Linked DNA regions of Homo sapiens: all the other regions are linked to region 2. Evidence: chromatin contacts called from ENCODE Hi-C or POLR2A ChIA-PET data. All regions are on one chromosome and are shown on one strand. Each heading gives the region's core, a stretch centred on a gene start or an enhancer-like site at or near the end of the contact. The rest is flanking DNA. Distances are from core to core; before and after follow the strand shown. Region 1 holds the start of CREBZF (CREB/ATF bZIP transcription factor). Region 2 holds the start of TMEM135 (transmembrane protein 135). Region 3 holds the start of TMEM126A (transmembrane protein 126A). Region 4 holds the start of RAB38 (RAB38, member RAS oncogene family).

Region 1 (3,397 bases), core at 429-2,928, 1.4 Mb after region 2:
AAATAATTGTTTTCATTCAGGTGAGCTTTAGTGTTATGGCTTCAGTCAAAACTGTAGACTTTATTCACTCACTCACTCAATATTTGTTGAAGCCTATGCAGTACCAGGCACGTTTCTCAATATTTGGGACCTGTCAGTGTTCAACTTCCCTGGACCTTGCTTTCTGTGTCTCTAAGAAATACTGTATAGAAGCAGCTATCCTCGAGGATATCTACTACATTATTCAGTATCCTATAGAGAAGTTTCTTTAAGATTTAAGAACTAGAAGAGCAGTTAAAGAATTCATGTATATTTTACTCATGAACAAAGGAAAATTCATTTCTCTTTTTTTGTTTGGGCTGTCAGGAAACAATTTTTAGCCCAATTCAAACAACTGAGTAAGATATTGCATCCATCCAATTCCAAGATTAACCTTTTCCCCTTTCAGAAATCCTTCTCTTCCTAGTTCATCTTTTATTGGCCTTGCTTTTTAAAAATTCAAAATGTTTTGTTTTACTATATTCTAATGTACTTGTAAACTGCTTCAAATCTCAAATCCCTTGTGGGATGTGAACCTAAATATCTGTATTTGTAAACTGCTTCAAATCTGAAATCCCTTGTGGGATGTGAACCTAAATAACAAACAGAAAAGGTCTCTAAAATAAAAGACATGTTTTGAGAATGGAGCATTTCAGTGGGAAAACGCATGCCATAGTAAACTATGTGTGTATTCAGGAAGACGAAGGAAGACAAAGAGTTTTAAAGGAAAAAAAAATGAGGATGGTTACACATTGTTTTGAACTAATTATCTTAGCTACAAAGGTCAATAACAAGGGTGACGTCAGTTAAAGGTTGGACAGGCAGTTTCTGGGCAGACATCCTTGCAGAGGTTTTGTATAAGGTCGTGATGGTCTTTGTGCAACGTTGTGGTTTTTACAGTCTTTGTTTTCAGGCATACAAGCATGAGTACCCTCTCTTCATAGCCTTTCCTGGCTCTATTTGTCAGAGTTTTTGTTTGTTTGTTACCCAAATGCAGTAAGTCAGTACTGATTGGATTTTGGCTCAAGTGAAAACATCTACTTACAAAAATGGCAAGAACAACTGAAGACAATTTTTGTAAGCAATGTTGTATTCTACATTCATTTTGCTTTGGTTTTAATTTTTTTTAATTGACAAATAATAACTGTCATATTCATTGGGTACATAGTGATATTTCTATACATATGGAATGTAGTGATCAGGTTAGGGTAACTAGCATATCCATTATCCAACTGAGGACATCTAGTATGGCCCAGGTATTAAATAGTATTAGTAAACGATTGTTAATTTTCTGAAGACTTGGTAATAGTATTATGATTATGAAAAAAAAGTCCTTATTTTTAGAGATGCACACTGAAGTACGCAGGGGTGTGGTGTCTCATCTGCAACTTTAGGATGATTCAGCAAAAAAAAAATTTACAAGCATTTATGTAAAGATAAAGCAAATATAGCAAAATGTTGTGTTGAACTGTTGAGTCTGGGTATTGGGTGGTATTGAATTAGGGTGGATAAATCTAGAGACTTGTTATTTTTGCCGCTGTTATTATGACATCACTAGAAAGCTGGAATTATTCCCACTCTAAAGCACCCTGAAATCTCGCGACACTACGGCCTGGTGGCGCGCGAAACGCGGTGGGCGGGACTGGGGCGAAAACCACTGACTTCCGGCTACGCCGTTGTCTGGGTGGCGCGGTCGAGTCATCGCAGGGCCTCACCGCTTCGTTCTCCCGTCCCTCCCCGCGCCTTGGCGCGGGGGGTCGACTAGCCAAGTGAGGCGGGAGGCGACTCGGACCTTTCCCTGCATTTCGTTTCGGCCAGTGCCGGGGGCTACCCGCCCTGGGGCCTGGGATCCTTGGGGCCCGTGAGGCCCACTCTTAGCGGCCGGGGCCTACCGCGGCCCGCCGCTGGCCCTCATGAGGCATAGCCTGACCAAGCTGCTGGCAGCCTCGGGCAGCAACTCCCCAACCCGCAGTGAGAGCCCGGAGCCGGCTGCAACTTGTTCGCTGCCCTCTGACCTGACCCGGGCTGCAGCGGGGGAGGAGGAGACGGCGGCGGCCGGATCTCCCGGCCGCAAGCAGCAGTTTGGCGACGAAGGAGAGTTGGAAGCCGGGAGGGGGAGCCGCGGCGGCGTGGCCGTGCGCGCGCCCTCCCCCGAGGAGATGGAGGAGGAGGCGATCGCCAGCCTCCCGGGGGAAGAGACGGAGGATATGGACTTTCTGTCTGGGCTGGAACTGGCGGATCTCCTGGACCCCAGGCAACCGGACTGGCACCTGGACCCCGGGCTTAGCTCGCCGGGGCCTCTCTCCTCGTCTGGCGGAGGCTCGGATAGCGGCGGCCTGTGGAGAGGGGACGATGACGATGAGGCCGCGGCTGCTGAAATGCAGCGCTTCTCTGACCTGCTGCAAAGGCTGTTAAACGGTATCGGAGGCTGCAGCAGCAGCAGTGACAGTGGCAGCGCCGAAAAGAGGCGGAGAAAGTCCCCAGGAGGAGGCGGCGGTGGCGGCAGCGGTAACGACAACAACCAGGCGGCGACAAAGAGTCCCCGGAAGGCGGCGGCGGCCGCTGCCCGCCTTAATCGACTGAAGAAGAAGGAGTACGTGATGGGGCTGGAGAGTCGAGTCCGGGGTCTGGCAGCCGAGAACCAGGAGCTGCGGGCCGAGAATCGGGAGCTGGGCAAACGCGTACAGGCACTGCAGGAGGAGAGTCGCTACCTACGGGCAGTCTTAGCCAACGAGACTGGACTGGCTCGCTTGCTGAGCCGGCTGAGCGGCGTGGGACTGCGGCTGACCACCTCGCTCTTCAGAGACTCGCCCGCCGGTGACCACGACTACGCTCTGCCGGTGGGAAAGCAGAAGCAGGACCTGCTGGAAGAGGACGACTCGGCGGGAGGAGTCTGTCTCCATGTGGACAAGGATAAGGTGTCGGTGGAGTTCTGCTCGGCGTGCGCCCGGAAGGCGTCGTCTTCTCTTAAAATGTAGGGTCAAGTAATCTGCTCTTTATCCGCGTTTACCCCTTTCAACTCCCTTACACCATGTCAAACTTACCTTAGTGGGACATCTTCACCGGACACATTTCAGAGGAGAGAAAAAAAGTAATATTGAATCTTAAAGTGTTTAGCTAAAAGCATGAATGTGACACAGTAACCAACTCCTAATGATAACATGTGACTATTAAATCTCTCTGACAGTTTCTTTTTTAGGTGATTTCCTTCCTGCCAGGCTCCGTTGTAGGGGTTACAGAACAGTCGTTCCCGCCTCACAACCTGGTAAGGATCCATCTCTTCCCGTAACGCTCATGCTCTGCTGCTTTGTCTACTTTAATGGGCAACATCTCAGTTTGTGTGTGTGTGATTTTTTTTTTTTTTTCTGTTTTGGAAGGT
Region 2 (3,637 bases), core at 794-3,293:
TTTTCCTGAACACCCCCAACCTACCTTGTTGGAGTAGGAGAACCTATGTTTCTATTGCTACCCTGAATGTCCCTATCATAGACTATAATCCATAAATTGTCTAGGCTATTGATATAACAAGTATCAGGCATTCAACAAATATTTGTTAAGTGAATGAATTAATGAATGAAAAGTGCTATGGATTTTCAGAGGGAGAAGTAGATAGCATAAACTCTCTTTCCACCTATATCATAATCCTCTCACAGCAGGAACAATCTTTTCTATAGTTGTATATCAAGAGCTCAATAATGTTTGTAGATGTTTTATTTTTTACAAATCTGAGCCTTATGCAGTGAGCCGTGATTGCGCCACTGCACTCCAGCCAGAATGGCAATACAACAAGGCCCTGTATCCAAAAATAAAAAGAAAAATTCTGAGACATAGACTGGCCACAGTGAATGTGGAAAAGCAGATAAACATGAATCTTTGCCAAAGAAAATCAAGGAAAAAATTTCCAGCTCCAATAACAATTACTGGCCTCTACTCTAGATCTTTATTATTCAAAGTGCAGCCCCCACCATCAGCATTACCACGAGTTTGTTAGGAAAGCAGAGGTTCAGGCCCCACCAGGACCTAATGAATTAGAACCCCCATTTTAACATAATCCTCAGAGGATTCCTAACATACATGAAAATGTGAGAAGCATCAGTCTATACAATAAAAATGAAATGGGTGCCTGCAACCTCAAACAAAGTCATCACCTTCTCCTGTGTTATCTCTGAAATACATAATCAGACTTTTCAAGAAGTACTACAGATACAGCCATGACACACTTTCAGGAACATTAGGGTATAAATCTAAATTACTTCAATGAGAAATAATAATTGATCATCTGCTGAATATTGAAACTTTTAGAAGACATACAAAAAATATGATCTGTCTTCTTAGGACACAAACTGTAAGGCAAGAAAATGAGACAATGCACTTCAATGGCCAAAGTAATAATAAATCTTTAATATCAAGGATAAGATTATTGAAAAAAAGATTTTGCGGAGAACATTTAAGAGCATCTTTAATAGTCCTCAGTGTTACATATACATACTGCCAAATATTCCCTATTAATTGCCCTGTATGTAAAGTTGTGTAACAGAAGGTCCTAGGTGACACAAAGTCAGATGTCCTAACCAAGTTCACTGACTGAAAGACTGGCATCACCCTTTAAATCACCACACACAATCTCAACCCAGGAGTCTGTTCTGTGAACTTGCAAAAACACTTGCAAAACCCCCAAATCACAATCCTGTCATCTCAAAACTGAGTCAAGATCTGAGGCCACAGGGACTTAGGGCCAAATATGCCTTCTTCATTAAAAAAAAAAAAAAAAAAAAGCAAAATAAAACAGGGGAAACTAGATGAGGAAAGATTGCAGGTCCTTCTCATAGCCTCGCTGACCTACAAATACCTCTCCATCACAAGGCAGGCCAGAGGAAAATAAGGCTGGTCTTTGAATTAACGTTTTTAAGTGTCCTAAACTTAATTCTAAAAGTTGGGAGCCATCCTCTTCCTAGCAACAGGCATTCAGATGACAGCTCAATCTCTAATTCCCCTCCTCCTTCTCCCTTGCAGGAATTGGTATATCCTTCCCTTGCGACCTCCCCCTTCCCCCTACCGACCCCCCAAAACACTCCGACCCCTCCAAAAGAGAGCCCGACACAAGGCAAGTCCCCCAGAGCCCCTCGGGAGCACCAACTGCAGCCCCCGGCCCATCTTCCAGACTAAACTCGCCCTGCGGGACGGGTGACGGGTCTCACCAAGTACAGAGGAGCATAGATCTTCAGGGACTCCTCCAGGGCGCCCCCGGTGATCTGCAGGAAGGAGACCCGGCAGGAAGGGTGCCAAGTGTGGCCGATCTCATAGCAGTTATGAGGGATGGACTTGCTGAGGGCCGCCATGACGAGGAACAGCGCGGAGAAGACAGGAGGGGGAGAGCCTGAGCCCTGCAGGGAGGGGCGCGAGAGCCCAGCCGCCAGCCTCTCGCCCGGCCAGCACTCGGAGGTGCGGAATGGAGGGGAAAGGTCACGAGAGCGGGGTTACTCTGGGCCAAAGTCCTCGGATGTTGAGCGCTCGGCGTATCGCAGCTCAAGGGGGCGGGACGCGCACCGGGGAGGCGGGGAGAGGCGGCGCGTGCGCGCTCCCTCAAGAGGGCATCCGCTGGGGCGCGTTCCCGCGCGGCGGCGCGGCTGGGTGAGCGGAGGCAGAGAGGATCTTCGCACCCAGAGCCGAGGCTGTACGCGAGGGAGCGCAGCTCGGGGACGAGCCGCCTCCCCACCCCCGCGACGCCGTGCCCGGCTCCGGGGCGCAAGCGCTATGGCAGGTGCGCAGTAGGGGGTGGCTTGGGTCAAATTGTACTTCAGCTTCCAACTGCAAGCCAAGTAGAGCGGAGGGTAGTGGAAGAAAGGGATTAAATGTCTTTGTTGGGAGCTGGTGGAGGAAGAGGGTTGCCAGAGGAATGCCTGGGACAAACGTCCTCCCCAGCACCGGGAGCTTGCCTTCCCGAGAGTCCCAGGTAATAAACAGCTAGGGCTGCCTGCTAGTTGCAACTAACTACCCCCAAGTGCTGGGCTTTCCAAGCTCTGTGATACCTGCGAAGGCTTGAAAAGTCTCAGCTATGTTCATACCCCGACCGTGTGTGGGGAAGGGCAATAGGTCATCCTGTCCAAACCTTAGGCCACGGAGCAATCCTGTCTACAGCATCTTTGATAGGTGCTTATCAACCAAACAGCACACACAGTAGAGGCGGCAGTCGTGTGTTAGAACTCAGACCTGGCTAGGGAACTTGGCCAACAATTAGCAAGACAAGGGTCCTGTGTTGCTTGAGTCATATAACCCCTCTGTCAATCTCCTCACATGTAACAAACCTGCCAGTTTCTTTGGATTTCTAAATTCCATAGTCTCTTAAAGCAGAAACGAACTACCTTTAGAAGAATTCCATTCGAATCTTCTAGTCTTCATTCATTCATCTACAAATATTTACTGAGTCATTACTATTTACCAGGCACTGTGCTAAGGAAACAAACAGAAACAAGAGAGACAAGATTTTTATTTTCACGAAGCTAGTATTCTAGAGGGAGAAGACAGAAAATAACAAAGAAAACTGAACAAGATAATATCAGATAGGTGTAGTTGTTTGAAGAAAATAAAAGAGAAATACTCAGATGAAAAGTCCAAAACAACAATGGCAAAAAGATAAAAGTATCTTTCTCTCAGGTAAAGGTAGGCAGTCCTAGAATAAAATGGTGGCTCCATAACGATTAGGGATCCCAGCCTCTTTGTGACAGTTTGCTATGCCATCTGCTACCTGTGATTTCCACCCTAACTTAGAAAATAACATGACATCAACATGCTAGCCAGGAAGACCAGCAAAAGGGGAAGAGAGGCCGGGCGCGGTGGCTCACACCTGTAATCCTAGTACTTTGAGAGGCTGAGGCGGGTGGATCACTTGAGGTCAGGAGTTTGAGACCAGCCTGGCCAACATGGTGAAACCCTGTCTCTACTAAAAATACAAAAATTTGCCAGAAATGGTGACACGCTCCTGTAATCGTAGCTACTCAGGGACTGAGGCAGGAGAATCGCTTGAACTCAGGAGGCAGAGGTTGCA
Region 3 (3,344 bases), core at 645-3,144, 1.4 Mb after region 2:
ATCAACATGAAAAAGGTAAGCAGCCCTACGGAAAAACTGACAAAATATTTGAACAGGCACTTCACAAAAAGGAAAGTTAAATGGCCAATAAACATGAAAATATGCTCACCTTCATTATAACTGGGGGAACAACCCACAGTGAGATACCAATAGGTACCCATAGGTTAGCTAAAATCAAAATCTGACAATTCCAATTATTGGCAAGAATGCGGGGTAGCTAAAACTACATTCTGTGTACATTCTGTGGGGTAGCTTTACCCAAACTGTACAGTCACTTTGGGAAAGAATTTGGTATTATTTAGCAGATAGAAGACACACATAGCTAGCAATTTCATTTCTAGGTATACCTGAGATCAGGGCTCAGCAAACTTTAAAGGGCCAGATGTAAATGTGGTAGGCTTTGCAGGTAACATACAGCCTTTGTTGAATATTTGTTTTTAAAAAAACTATAAAAACATAAAAATCATTCTTAGCTGGGTGGCTGTACCAAGGCAAGCTATAGGCTGCATATGGCCTACATGCCAGTAGTTTGTTGATGTCTGCACTAGTTAGGGTGAAAATGTGAAGGGAATGGTGAATGATGAAGATTTGGCTCAGGTTTCAGGGTAACAGTTAAGAAAAACAAAGGCTGGATGCAGTGGCTCACGCCTGTAATCCCAGCACCTTGGGAGGCCAAGGCAGACGGATCACCTGAGGTCAGGAGTTCGAGACCAGCCTGGCCAACATGGTGAAACTCCCTGTCTTTTAAAAATACAAAAATTAGCCAGGCACGGCGGCAGCTGCCTGTAATCCCAGCTACTCGGGAGGCTGAGGCAGGAGAATCGCTTGAACCTGGGAGGTGGAGGTTGCAGTGTGCCGAGATCTCGCCACTGCACTCCAGCCTGGGTGAGAGCGAGACTCGGTCTACAAAAAAAAAAAAAAAAACAGTTCAGGGATAACAACAAAGGAAAACATGCTTTTATGAAACCAGATTTTCTCATTTCCTACAACATTACAGGCACTCGTTTAAATATTTATTGCTACCTGTTTTATATCGATAAGAGGTCATTTGGAAATGTTGATTACCTTGACATTCCATATCTCTAGACTTAAAGCTAACCTAATAAGTACAAAGCAGCCTTAGAAATTTATGTCTAGGTTTCTGGTAGTCAAATTTTTGAGGGCCTTGGCTACGATAAGATGATAAGACACAATCTCTGCTGTACAGGAGCTCTGAATGATTTTGTGTATGGGGTGGTGAAATATATAATCAAATTTAGTATGTATATATTGTACTGAGGGCAATTAAGTCACTCAATTCAGTATAAGTGCTGACTGGGCAGCCCCTGTGGGCATTTTGTCTCCGATATTAATAACAAATATCTATCAAAGACAACGCCGCCTGTAAAAACTACAAATATTTCGAAAGATTTTTGTGTTACCTATCTCATGTCATTCTTGGAAGAGCTCTGAGAGATAGGCAGTGTGGGGCCTATCTGAAAGAGAAGTAAAGTGGGACCTCTGAAAATCAAATTTGGCCGTGGTCACCTTGTAAATTGACAGTAAACCTGGGATTAAATTCAATCTCAGGCATTTCTCCTTTCTACTGAGTTAATTTAAATATAAGGTCTTTCCTTCTAGAGTGCAAAGTGAAAAGACAGCAGGAAGAGCTAACTACACTTCTACTTGCTCTCATTTACGCGCAGCGCTGCTGGTAGCTAGCGTGTCACCGCGTCGTGCTTCTCCTGACACCGGGACATTTACTTCACCCCCTCCCCCGGAATACCAGTACCTTATGCTCTCCTCCCAGCAGCCTGTGGGTGCCTCCTCCTTCCTCAGCCACGCCGGAGTTCACTGTGGCCTTTGCTCAAATTACCTGGGCGCAGCCATCTTTGGCTGACTCGTGACGCGGCGTGGGCGGGCGCCGGGTCGCGGCTGCTAATTGGACTGCGGGACGGAGGTTGCAGCCAGCAGCGGCTTTGGGCTGAGAAGCTTCCGGCCCTAGGAGGTGCCGGGAGGCTAAGCGTTGAGGTTTGTTTGCCTGGCGTAGAGTGTGCTCGTTTCACCTACTCTTGCCTCCCAGGACAGAACTTGTAGAAATTGTGAAATTTCGAGATATAAGTTGGGTGACCCTCAGTCAGCCTCTTCCATTGAAAACGTACCTCGGGCATATTACTTAACTTCCTGGTCAGTAGAGCCTACTTACGTTCTTGGCATGGGGTAAATGAAAACTGCACAGCTCTTGGCATATGATAGCTACTCAGGTTAAAAATAAGTCAAAGGTGAGCTATTTCTTGGCTCTATCGATTTTCTACTCTCCCTAGGAACTTAAGCTCCCTGTGCCATGTTTTGATCTGTATTGATTGCCCTACCATAATCAGCACCTCAGAGCTGCAGCTTATTTTTCTGAGGATTTCTCGTGTTCTCCAGAGTACTGCTTATTTGGAAGCAGTGTTGGGTGAAAGTCATCTTATTTCTTCTTGCTTTTTAAGTATAAATACTAGAAAATTTAGAATTATATATGTGGCTTGCATTATATTTCTATTGGACAGTGCTGTTCAGAAGGTACCTCTAATGCTCTCCTCCCAGCAGCCAGTGGATGCCTCACCAGGTCTTCCTCAGCCATGCTGGGGCTCCCTGCAACCTTTGCTCAGTTCGCTTGGACTAATTAACCCAATAGAAGGGAAAAATGCCTACAATTGAATTTTATCTTAACTCCATTAAGATTAGCAGGTAAACATTGTGCCAAAAAATATATAACTAACTGTAGCAATAAATACATGATCATAACACATTATCAGAAATCTTAATTATTCTCATCCTCTCAAATTTCTGAACAAGTGATAAAGTGTTGCATTGTCCAGATAATTTTTATACTGTCTCTCCATTGCAGGGTTGCTTGACCATTAGGCTCCATAGTGCCAAGAAGTCTGTAATTGCAGTTTCTAAACTTGCACAAATAGAAAGACTTATTTTCACGAAGGTGTACAAGAAGGAAAATTCCTAGTCTTTTTTTTATTTTTATTTTTTATTTTTTAGACAGAGTTTTGCTCTCGTCGGCCAGGCTGGAGTGCAATGGCCTGATCTCAGCTCATTGCAACTTCTGCCTTCCAGGTTCAAGCGATTCTCCTGCTTCAGCCTCCAGAGTAGCTGGGATTACAGGCGTGTGCCACCACGCCCAGCTGATCAGCTGATTTTTTTTTTTGTTTTTGAGACTGAGTCTCGTTCTGTCACCCAGGCTGGAGTGTAGTGGTGTGATTTCGGCTCACTGCAAGCCCCGCCTCCTGGGTTCACAGCATTCTCCTGCCTCAGCCTCCCAAGTAGCTGGGACTACAGGCTCCTGCCACCACGCCTGGCTAATTTTT
Region 4 (3,344 bases), core at 732-3,231, 1.1 Mb before region 2:
CAACCTCTGCATCCCTGGTTCAAGATAGTCTCCTGTCTCAGCCTCTCAAGTAGCTGGGATTATAGTCACCTGCCACCACGCCCGGCTAATTTTTGTATTTTTAGTAGAGACGGGTTTCACCATGTTGGCCAGGCTGGTCTTGAACTCCTGACCTCAAGTGATTCACCCACCTCAGCCTCCCAAAGTGCTTGGATTACAATCATGAGCAACCATGCCCTGCCATAGGTATTATCATTCTCCTTTCGTTGATGTGGAAACCAAGGCTCAGAGGTTATGTGACTTGTCCCGGGTACACATCTTCAGCATCCCTCTGCTTGTTTGGGGCATGTGGAGGCTAAAGTTTAGGGAGTGTCAGGCCAGAAGAGGAAGGCAGAAAGACAATGGCCTTGCCAAACCTCCTTTCTCCCTTTCACACAGGCCTGTGTTTAAGTCCTAGTTCTAACACATACTAGTTATGTGTGCCCTTGAGAAAGCTGCTGTTAATCTTGGTTTCCTTATTTATAAATTGAAGAAAATAACCCACTTCATAAAGCAATTGAGAAGATGAAATGATAGAATGTGAGCAGAGCTCCTTCACAGCACATTCAGGTACAAAATAGCTCATTTTGGTATAAACTGCTCACCCCCTAGCCCTGAATGCCCAATTTCTCATTTTCTTTATGTCTTTACTAAATTGTCTCCATCTTACTGAAACCTTCCCTGGCCACCCTATCTAAAAGGCAAACCCCATATAATCTCTTCACATCCCCTTTCTGCCTTATTTTATTACCAATTAATATATGACAAATTGTATTTATTTTGTCTTGTCCTGTCTCCACCCACAAGAAGGTAAATTTTTCTTAGGCCAGTAGGCATTGTCTGCGTTAGGAGGATGATACAGAAATCCTAACGCAGACAATGCCTACTGGCCTCAAAAAAATTTACCTTCTTGTAGGTGGAGACAGACAAGACAAAATAAGTACAATTTGTCATATATTAATTGGTAATAAAATGTATATTGGTCAAATGAATGAAAACAAACAACAAAAACAACAAAAAGAAGTTGGGAACCTAAAGACCTATGTTTGAATTTGGTTTTTTTCCTTACTATTTGACTCTGGGTCCATTACTTAAAATGTCTGGTCCTTAGCTTCCTCATTTGTAAAATAGGAAGAAAAATGGTATCTATTATTAAGACAGCTGGGATGACTAAATGACATAATTTATAAACCCTCTGGCATATAGCGAGTGCTCAATAAATGTTTGCCATTATTATTATTTGTAATAATCTGACCGATTGTTAAAACTGTCTTTCTGTGCAGCTCTGAGTTTTTAGGATATGGGAAGAGGCTAAAAGTCACCAGTGCCCTTGGCATTTTCGGCCCAGTTGTCCTCCTTGTTAACTGATTACCAGTTGAATGGGTGTGAAAGTGCTCAGTGTTCCCACCTCCAAGCTGCTCAGAGGTCAGCATTGCCATTCATTGAGAAATAACAGGCTGTGAGAGCTCAAATGACTTACTTATGGTCCCTCAACTTAAAAACCAGGGCACGCAGGAACCAAGCCCAGCCAGTCTTGGGCTTCCTAATACTGTAATTTCTCTCTACAGTGTGGGGTAGTTAAGAGCCTGTGACTTCAGACCTGTGGTCAACGGGGCCTTTCACCGGCCATCTCCCGCAGAGTACTTTTTCACAATCAGTTTTCTCGCAAGCAAAACGTGGAAAATAAGATCCACACCTCACAAGTTTGTGGCCAGGGTCACAGGTGAAAACAGCTCTTCGGAAACTCTAAAGCGCCGGATAAATAAGCGCTGCAACAGGCAACCACACGCGAACCCCTTTCAGCTGCCAGTCCCGGGACTCGCTCCTGTCTCCTCCCCTCTCCAAGACCGCGGAGTAGGAAGGAGGATTAACCCCTAGGGGAGGAGTTCCGCCCCCCAGCCCCCGCCCCGCCGCCCACGCCTCTCTCTGCACCTACACTTGCGCTCCCCAAGTCTCTCTCGTGCGCAGAGCCCAGGCTGCGCTTCCCTGGTCAGGCACGGCACGTCTGGCCGGCCGCCAGGATGCAGGCCCCGCACAAGGAGCACCTGTACAAGTTGCTGGTGATTGGCGACCTGGGCGTGGGGAAGACCAGTATCATCAAGCGCTACGTGCACCAGAACTTCTCTTCGCACTACCGGGCCACAATCGGCGTGGACTTCGCGCTCAAGGTGCTCCACTGGGACCCGGAGACTGTGGTGCGCCTGCAGCTCTGGGATATCGCAGGTGAGCGCGGGGGGAGGGGGTCAGGGGGATAGAGCGCCTCGCGGCCGGTTTCCAGTCTCGAGGCAGCGGCTTGCGGCCAAGCGTGAGATTAAAATCACTAGGTCGCGAGGCAGTTTTTCCTGGTGGGCTGGAAACTTAGTTTCAAAGAAAAGAAAAACGTCTGAAACTTCAAGTGCATTCCCTGGCGCTTTTGGGCTATTGCTTTAGCTCCTTCCCGCACAGTCCCCTGGGATCTCTCTGCCCAGAGCAGGCCTCCCCAGGGAACCAGAGGAAGATTGTCTGCAATTGCATTCTGTTCTCCACTCCAGCTCGTTTTCTGGGCGCGGGCAGTTCTGCCAATGACGCAGCCCAGTGTCACGCACGTCCTTCCGTGCAGGGGCGGACCGAGGGGAAGCCCCTAGGCTGGTTCACAGAGGAAACCGGGATAGTTCCAGGCTAGCTGGAGTTTGCCCATTCCTGTCTTCAGTGGCTCACTTTATTTCAAATTTTGTCACCTTTCTCTCTGCCCTTAAGACAAAGGAGTTTGAGGGTTTTTGTTTTGTTTTTTTTTTTTTTTTTTTTTGCTTTTTGCTTACAGTAAGCCAAGTACTTTTGTGTGTATATGTCAGGGGCAAAGTATTCTTTCTCCCTCTCTTTCTGTATTTCTATCTCTCTGGCTCTCTGTCTTCTATGAAAAGGAGGTTGTGTGTATATTTTAAGGCCATTTTTATGTAAGGGCCTATGATAGCCTTATGATTTCTTGATTTGGCCCTAAAGTTTTCATTGAGAGATCTGAAAAATGAGAGGTTGTTTGTTTTTGTTTTTTACAATATTTAAAATCAGATTTTGACTCCACAGGTTTGTACCAGAAGTTAGGCCTAGTCAAAAGTGAGGGTGCAATGTATCTACTCCAAGTGTGAATCCTTGGACAAGGCTGTTTGCAACCTGCGCATGACCAACCCCTCATTACAGATTTTAGCCCTGCCACTAACTAACCTGCTCAGTGGCTTTGGACAAGTCTCTTCAGCTCAGTTGCATCGCTGTTAAGTGGAAAGGAGTTGGGCAAGGGTCAAGGATCTTCCTGCTCAGAAGTTTTAAAGTCCTCTGGGATTCTCCATGGGAAC

What was found. Hi-C counts contacts between places; a loop is a spot of excess contacts on that map. ChIA-PET counts read pairs that join two places held with the same protein, here RNA polymerase II (POLR2A). Pooled maps may share reads with other maps.
Region 1: a loop to region 2 is called in a pooled map, with 13 times the contacts of the local background. The contact joins the promoter of CREBZF here to the promoter of TMEM135 in region 2. A Hi-C loop is called at or near these places in 3 of 37 single-sample maps with no recorded cell type and 11 of 50 pooled maps. POLR2A ChIA-PET finds 5 or more read pairs at or near these places in 2 of 52 experiments (MCF 10A and PC-3).
Region 3: a loop to region 2 is called in a map of B cell, with 16 times the contacts of the local background. The contact joins the promoter of TMEM126A here to the promoter of TMEM135 in region 2. A Hi-C loop is called at or near these places in 1 of 168 maps with a recorded cell type or tissue (B cell), 2 of 37 single-sample maps with no recorded cell type and 7 of 50 pooled maps.
Region 4: a loop to region 2 is called in a map with no recorded cell type, with 6 times the contacts of the local background. The contact joins the promoter of RAB38 here to the promoter of TMEM135 in region 2. A Hi-C loop is called at or near these places in 2 of 37 single-sample maps with no recorded cell type and 2 of 50 pooled maps. POLR2A ChIA-PET finds 5 or more read pairs at or near these places in 1 of 52 experiments (activated T-cell).

Annotation. Positions count from the first base shown.
Region 1 is chr11:85,663,410-85,666,806 of GRCh38, reverse strand. It overlaps CREBZF (CREB/ATF bZIP transcription factor), which reads left to right and starts at 1,678. Exons shown (of 1, transcript NM_001039618.4): 1 at 1,678-3,397. The coding sequence starts at 1,932. The coding sequence ends at 2,996. RefSeq lists enhancers at 2,095-2,144, 2,415-2,704, 2,815-3,054.
Region 2 is chr11:87,036,340-87,039,976 of GRCh38, reverse strand. It overlaps TMEM135 (transmembrane protein 135), which reads right to left and starts at 2,043. Exons shown (of 15, transcript NM_022918.4): 1 at 1,791-2,043. The coding sequence starts at 1,931. It overlaps LOC105369422 (a long non-coding RNA gene), which reads left to right and starts at 2,182. Exons shown (of 5, transcript XR_007062827.1): 1 at 2,182-2,353. RefSeq lists a silencer at 2,022-2,411 and an enhancer at 2,068-2,568.
Region 3 is chr11:85,646,517-85,649,860 of GRCh38, reverse strand. It overlaps TMEM126A (transmembrane protein 126A), which reads right to left and starts at 1,894. Exons shown (of 5, transcript NM_032273.4): 1 at 1,772-1,894. RefSeq lists enhancers at 1,644-1,913, 2,084-2,133.
Region 4 is chr11:88,174,080-88,177,423 of GRCh38, reverse strand. RAB38 (RAB38, member RAS oncogene family) reads left to right here and starts at 1,981. Exons shown (of 3, transcript NM_022337.3): 1 at 1,981-2,241. The coding sequence starts at 2,040. It overlaps MIR3166 (microRNA 3166), which reads right to left and starts at 922; the gene lies at 831-922.